Linked DNA regions of Homo sapiens: region 2 is linked to region 1. Evidence: read pairs that join two places in POLR2A ChIA-PET (ENCODE). Cell type or tissue: HCT116. All regions are shown on one strand. Links, peaks and the distances in the headings refer to the core of each region. The heading gives the core; the rest is flanking DNA. Region 1 has its middle 18 kb from the start of PHACTR4. Region 2 overlaps PTAFR (platelet activating factor receptor).

The links. ChIA-PET counts read pairs that join two places held together with the same protein. Peaks named below come from ENCODE experiments on the same cell type or tissue, not always from the same donor. Only the 100,000 strongest peaks of a DNase experiment are listed, where the experiment ranks them.
Region 2: POLR2A ChIA-PET joins it to region 1 with 5 read pairs; 6 of 35 experiments call an interaction of 5 or more read pairs at or near these places.

The regions. Positions count from the first base shown.
Region 1 is chr1:28,350,133-28,353,040 of GRCh38, forward strand. No RefSeq gene overlaps it. Among named protein-coding and RNA genes, the nearest start is that of PHACTR4, 18 kb to the right of the region's middle. In HCT116, for the core only: no CTCF peak of the experiment used is centred there; a DNase peak (open chromatin) is centred at 1,639; H3K4me3 peaks cover 1,892 bases; H3K27ac peaks cover 2,397 bases.
Region 2 is chr1:28,147,237-28,150,144 of GRCh38, forward strand. It overlaps PTAFR (platelet activating factor receptor), which reads right to left. Exons shown (of 2, transcript NM_000952.5): 2 at 1-2,908. The coding sequence ends at 2,757. Among named protein-coding and RNA genes, the nearest start is that of PTAFR, 28 kb to the right of the region's middle. RefSeq lists enhancers at 961-1,461, 1,056-1,195. In HCT116, for the core only: no CTCF peak of the experiment used is centred there; no DNase peak of the experiment used is centred there.

The DNA.
Region 1 (2,908 bases), core at 222-2,721:
GTGGCACATGCCTGTAATCCCAGCTACTACTACTTGGGAGGCTGAGGCAGGAGAATCGCTTGAACCCGGGAGGCAGAGGTTGCGGTGAGCCGAGATCTTCCCATTGTACTCCAGCCTGAGCAATAAGAGCTAAACTCTGTCTCGAAAAAAAAAATACATTTTTGAGGCAATTATGGAACTGTGAATAATAATTGGGTATCATGTGATATTAGGAAACTGGGCCCAAGCAATCCTTCCACTTCAGCCTCTCGAGTAGTTGGAACTACAGGTGCATGCCACCATGCCAACTAGTATTTAAATTTTTCTGTAGAGACAGGGTCTGGCTTTGTTGACCAAGCTGGTTTCGAACTCCTGGGCTCCAGCGATCCTCCCTCCTCAGCCTCCCCAAATTCTGGGATTACAAGCATGAGCCACCTCATCTGGCCAACAGTTTCCTAATATCACATGATACCCAATTATTATTCGCAGTTCCATAATTGCCTCAAAAATGTATTTTTTTTTTCGAGACAGAGTTTAGCTCTTATTGCCCAGGCTGGAGTACAATGGGAAGATTTCGGCTCACCACAATCTCTGCCTCCCGGGTTCAAGCGATTCTCCTGCCTCAGCCTCCCAAGTAGTAGTAGCTGGGATTACAGGCATGTGCCACCATCCCCAGCTAATGTTTTGTATCTTTAGTAGAGATGGGGTTTCTCGATGTTGGTCAGGCTGGTCTTGAACTCCCAACCTCAGGTTATCCGCCTGCCTCAGCCTCCCACAGTGCTGGGATTACAGGCGTGAGCCACCACTGTTGGCCTAAAAATGTCTTTTTATGGTTTGTTTGAGTCAGGATCCACTCAAGGTCAACATGTTACATTTGCTTGTGATGTCTTTGCTTCCTTTTTAAAGTATAACATTTTCCTCCTCTCAATACCAGGAAGCCCATCTTCTTTTGGAGACCCTAGATTATCCTAGTGGCCTCCTGCGGGGAGGATATTGGTGTGGCGAGTGGATGGCAACGGTTGCGCTAGACCAGAAGTTGTAGTATTACTACCTTTTTTTTTTTGAGATGGAAGTCTTGCTCTGTTGCCCAGACTAGAGTGCAGTGGCGCACTCTTGGCTCACTGCAACCTCCACCTCCTGGGTTCAAGCGATTTTCCTGCCCGAGTAGCTCAGATTACAGGCGGCCACCACAGCACCTGGCTAATTTTTGTATTTTTAGTAGAGACGGGGTTTCACCATCTTGGCCAGACTGGTCTCGAACTCCTGACCTCATGATCCACCCGCCTCCGCCTCCTAAAGTGCTGGGATTACAGGCGTGAGCCACCGCGCCCGGCCTTTTTAGTTTGTTTGAGACAGAGTCTCGCTCTGTCACCCAGGTTGGAGTGCAGTGGCATGATCTCAGCTCACTGCAACATCCACCTCCCGGGTTCAAGCGATTCTCCTGCCTCAGCCTCCCAAGTAGGTGGGACTACAGGCACATGCCACCATGCCCAGCTAATTTTTTGTATTTTTAGTAGAGATGGGGTTACACCTTGTTAGCTAGGATGGTCTCGAGCTCCTGACCTCGTGATCCACCCACCTCCGCCTCCCAAAGTGCTGGGATTACAGGCATGAGTCACTACACCCAGCCCCTCCCTCCTCTTGAGGATTCCTTTTGCTTTTCTCCTGTATTGACTTTCCCATTTCCTGTTTCCAGAATTTTATCTAAAGTTACCTGAACTGTATCTTTGTTTGCCCTCCGGTTTTGGTAGACCATATCTGCCAGTAGTTTCTTGTGAAATGATGCATCAGAGGTAAAAATGTTTAGATCTTGTATATCTGATTATGTCTTTACCCACATGTTTGAACGATGGTGTTAATTTTTTTTTTTTTTTTTTTTTTTTTTTTTTGAGTCTCGCACTCTAGCCCAGGCTGGAGTGCAGTGGCGCCATCTCGGCTCACTGCAAGCTCCGCCTCCCAGGTTGACGCCATTCTCCTGCCTCAGCCTCCTGAGTAGCTGGGACTACAGGCGCCGGCCACGACGCCCGGCTAATTTTTTGTATTTTTAGTAGAGACGGGGTTTCACCGTGTTAGCCAGGATGGTCTCAATCTCCTGACCTTGTGATCCGCCCGCCTTGGCCTCCCAAAGTGCTGGGATTACAGGCGTGAGCCACCGTGCCCGGCTGATGTTAATGTTTTAACAAGGTACAGAATCCTAGGTTGGAAATCATCACCTTTCGGAATTTTGAAGGCATTCCTCCCTTCTTTTACTTCAAGTGTTGCCATTGAGAGGTCTAAAGCCATTCTGATCTCTGATCTGCTATGTGGGACTTGTATCTTTTCTGTTTGGAAACTGATAGAATCTTGTCTTTGTCTGCAGGTCCTGACATGTCAGTGGTGAGTCATGATATAGGTTTATTCTCATTCATTGTGCTAGGCACACAGTGGGCCCTTTCAATCTGGAAATTTGTGGAAAATATTTTAAATTATTTTATGATATCTCCTCAACTTTTTTTTTTAGACAGTCTCTGTTGCCAGGCTGGAGTGCAGTAGTGCGATTTTGGCTCACTGAAACCTCTGCCTCCTGGGTTCAAGCGATTCTCCTGCCTCAGCCTCCCGAGTAGCTGGGATTACAGGTGACCACCACCATGCCCGGCTAATTTTTGTATTTTTTAGTGGAGACGGGGTTTCACCATGTTGACAAGGCTAGTCTTGAACTCCTGACCTCAAGTGATTAGCCTCCCTCAGCCTCCCAAAGTGCTGGGATTACAGGCGTGAGCCACTGCGCCCGGCCATAAATAAATATTTAATTAAAATAAATTAAGAAAAAGCTTTCTCTCTGCATTGTCTCAATTTCCTACAAGTTTCTTTCTTCCTTTTTTAAATTTTGCTAAGTGTTTTATAATCACAACAAACTAGTACAGAGAATGCCCTGTACAAAACACAATAA
Region 2 (2,908 bases), core at 260-2,759, 200 kb before region 1:
GGGTACATGAATGACTGAAATTCAGGAGACGCGGGGAGTTAGCACAGAAGCACTTTCCTCATTCAGAGCTCTTTTGGCTGCGAGAAACAGACACCCAATCAAATCAGCTTCAGCAAAATGAGAGAATGTATCCTGACAAGGGACGCTCACAGGGCCTAAAGGAAGAGTGCTGGGCCCCTGGAGGACTGAGGGAAGCCGGCAGGTCCCTGGAGGCGGTGCCCGGCTGCTCTCCAGGCGCCTGTGATTCCTCTGGTCCCTGCCTTGCTATGCGTATCTTCCCTCTGAGCAGAGCCATTTTCTCTACCACATTCATGCAGGTGCCCATCCCCCGCAACACACACAGACAAACACACACACATGGACACAGTCACAGCTCCAGGGTTTCTATGTGTTCAGGTAAGGGACCTGCAAAGCCTGAACAGCCTCCCTAAATCTAGATGCCCACCTCTCATCCTTTCAGCTCCCATCAGAGGATCAAGGGGCCCAAATTCGCAGAAAAGGGGAGGGTCTAAGATGAGCAGTCACCCTGCCAAGAGGTGTCTGCCTCAACATTAGTGGCGTATAACAATCCCATGAGGTAGCTTTAACCTCATAGGTAATGACCCTAAGAGGTAGGAAATTCAGTGCCTGGTCCCTCAGCAGGAAATGACACAGCCAAGACTTGAACCAGGCTTGTGTGATGCTGCACTAGCCACCGGGTCATCCCATCAGCCAAGTCCAGCCCACAGCTACCATCCCAGACTCCAGCAGGTTACAGGTCCATCGAGAGGCATTTCTCAAAATCAGCAATCCGGTGTTTGCCCGGTACACAGGAAATGAGTATCCCAGCTTCACAGGGACACTGACTGGAAGGAAGGAAGACTTCTCTGAAGGAGCACAGAGCTCTAGAAACCAGAGAAGTTTCCTCTGAGCCCCTTGGGTCTGAGGCTGCCAGGTTCACACTGCAGATACTTGTCTCAGGGCAGGAGAGGAGGCTCATTTGCATATACTTGCCAAAAATCACAAGCAGACATCTAGAGATCCCCAGGAGAAGCTGACACCTGGCTGACACCTGCTGACAGTAACTGCTCCTCCCACCTCCTGGAAGCTATGTTAGGAGGACCCTCCCAGAGGGCAAGGGAGGAGAGAACTGACAGACCCTTCTACCCAGGGGCCTCATGTACTTCCCAGCCCATGTGCCTGTTCGTATGGAAGCCCCTGGACATCGGGGTGTCCTGGCCTGGACAGCTCCAATTTTGCCTTTTTTGTTTGTTTGTTTGTTTTTGACACAGAGTCTCACTCTGTCGCCCAGGCTGGAGAGCAGTGGCGTGATCTCGGCTCACTGCAAGCTCCGCCTCCTCCCAGTAGCTACAGCCTATGGGACTACAGGCATGCGCCACCACGCCAGGCTAATTTTTTTGTATTTTTAGTAGAGACGGGGTTTTACCATATTGGTCAGGCTGGTCTCAAACTCCTAACTTCAAATGATCGGCCCACCTCAGCCTCCCAAAGTACTGGGATTACAGGCATGAGCCATATTTTTGTATTCTTAGTGGAGATGGCGTTTCACCACGTTGGCCAGGCTGGTCTCGAACTCCGGACCTCAGGTGATCTGCCTGCCTTGGCCTCCCAAAGTGCTGGGATTATAGGCATGAGCCACTGAGCCCAGCCCCAATTTTGCTTTCAAGGGGCCTTTGCCCACCCTCAGTGGGTGGCTGCCCCACAGAAGGTACTTAATTAGGGACTATTGTTGAGACAGAAAGAGGAGGTGGGCATCTCCTTCCCACTCCCCCAGAGCTGACTGGACTAGAGGCAAGGCCTTTGCAGACAGACACGTCTGTCTTGGGAAGCAAGCTCTTGTCCTAGCTTTTGGTCTGTTCATGTTTTATCTTCTTTGGTCACCATTAGGGACAGGTTGCCAGATGAGTCAGAGAAGGTTCCATCAAGCCCCTTCCCCTGAGAAAGGTCACAAAGACCTTGTGCCGGAGGGTGGAGAGAGGATGGCAACATCTTAGCTCAAAAGTCTGCCCCAAGGTAGTGCCATACAGTGAGGGCAGTGTCCTTTCCTAACCCAGTCTACCTCTATCACTTGAGAGTAGTTGCCCAAAGCTTTTTTTTTTTTTTTTTTTTTTTTTTTGAGATGGAATCTCGCTCTGTTGCCAGGCTAGAGTGCAATGGTGCAATCTAGGTTCACTGCAACCTCTGCCTCCCAGGTTCAAGCGATTCTCCTGCCTCAGCCTCCTGAGTAGCTGGGACTACAGGCGTGTGCCACCATGCCCGGCTAATTTTTGTATGTTTTAGTAGAGATGGGGTTTTACAATGTTGGCCAGGATGGTCTCGATCTCTTGACCCATGATCTGCCCACCTCGGCCTCCCAAAGTGCTGGGATTACAGGTGTGAGCCACTGCGCCCACTCCCCCAAAGCTTTAGACCGATGCCCCATCGGGGAGAACTAGGTGGTTTAAAGTCTTCCCCCAAGGTCTGCACCTGGCCCTGACATTCCTTCCGGCCCCATAAGATTAAGGGACTCAGGATAAAGTCATCAGTCACAGTTACTGTAGTATGCGCCCACAGGCGGATGAAGGGGCTCATTTGAGTTCTGGATTTTCCAACAGCCTGGCTCTGCCATCATCCCTGCCCAGGTGAGGTAGCCTCCAAATCTAATGGCCCACCAGTGCCCACAGAGGTGGTGCCCAGACCACAGTAGATATCCCTTCTTCCCCCAGCTCAGTCCATGATGTTCATGGAGGAGAAGACTTCAGGCCTGGAAGCAGGGACTAATTTTTGAGGGAATTGCCAGGGATCTGGTTGAATGGCACAACCACTTCAGTGACCGTATCCGTGGTGGCCCGGGAGCATTTCCGGCTACTGCGCATGCTGTAGAACTTTTCGGTGAGGTGCTTGCGGAACTTCTTGGTGAGGAAACAGT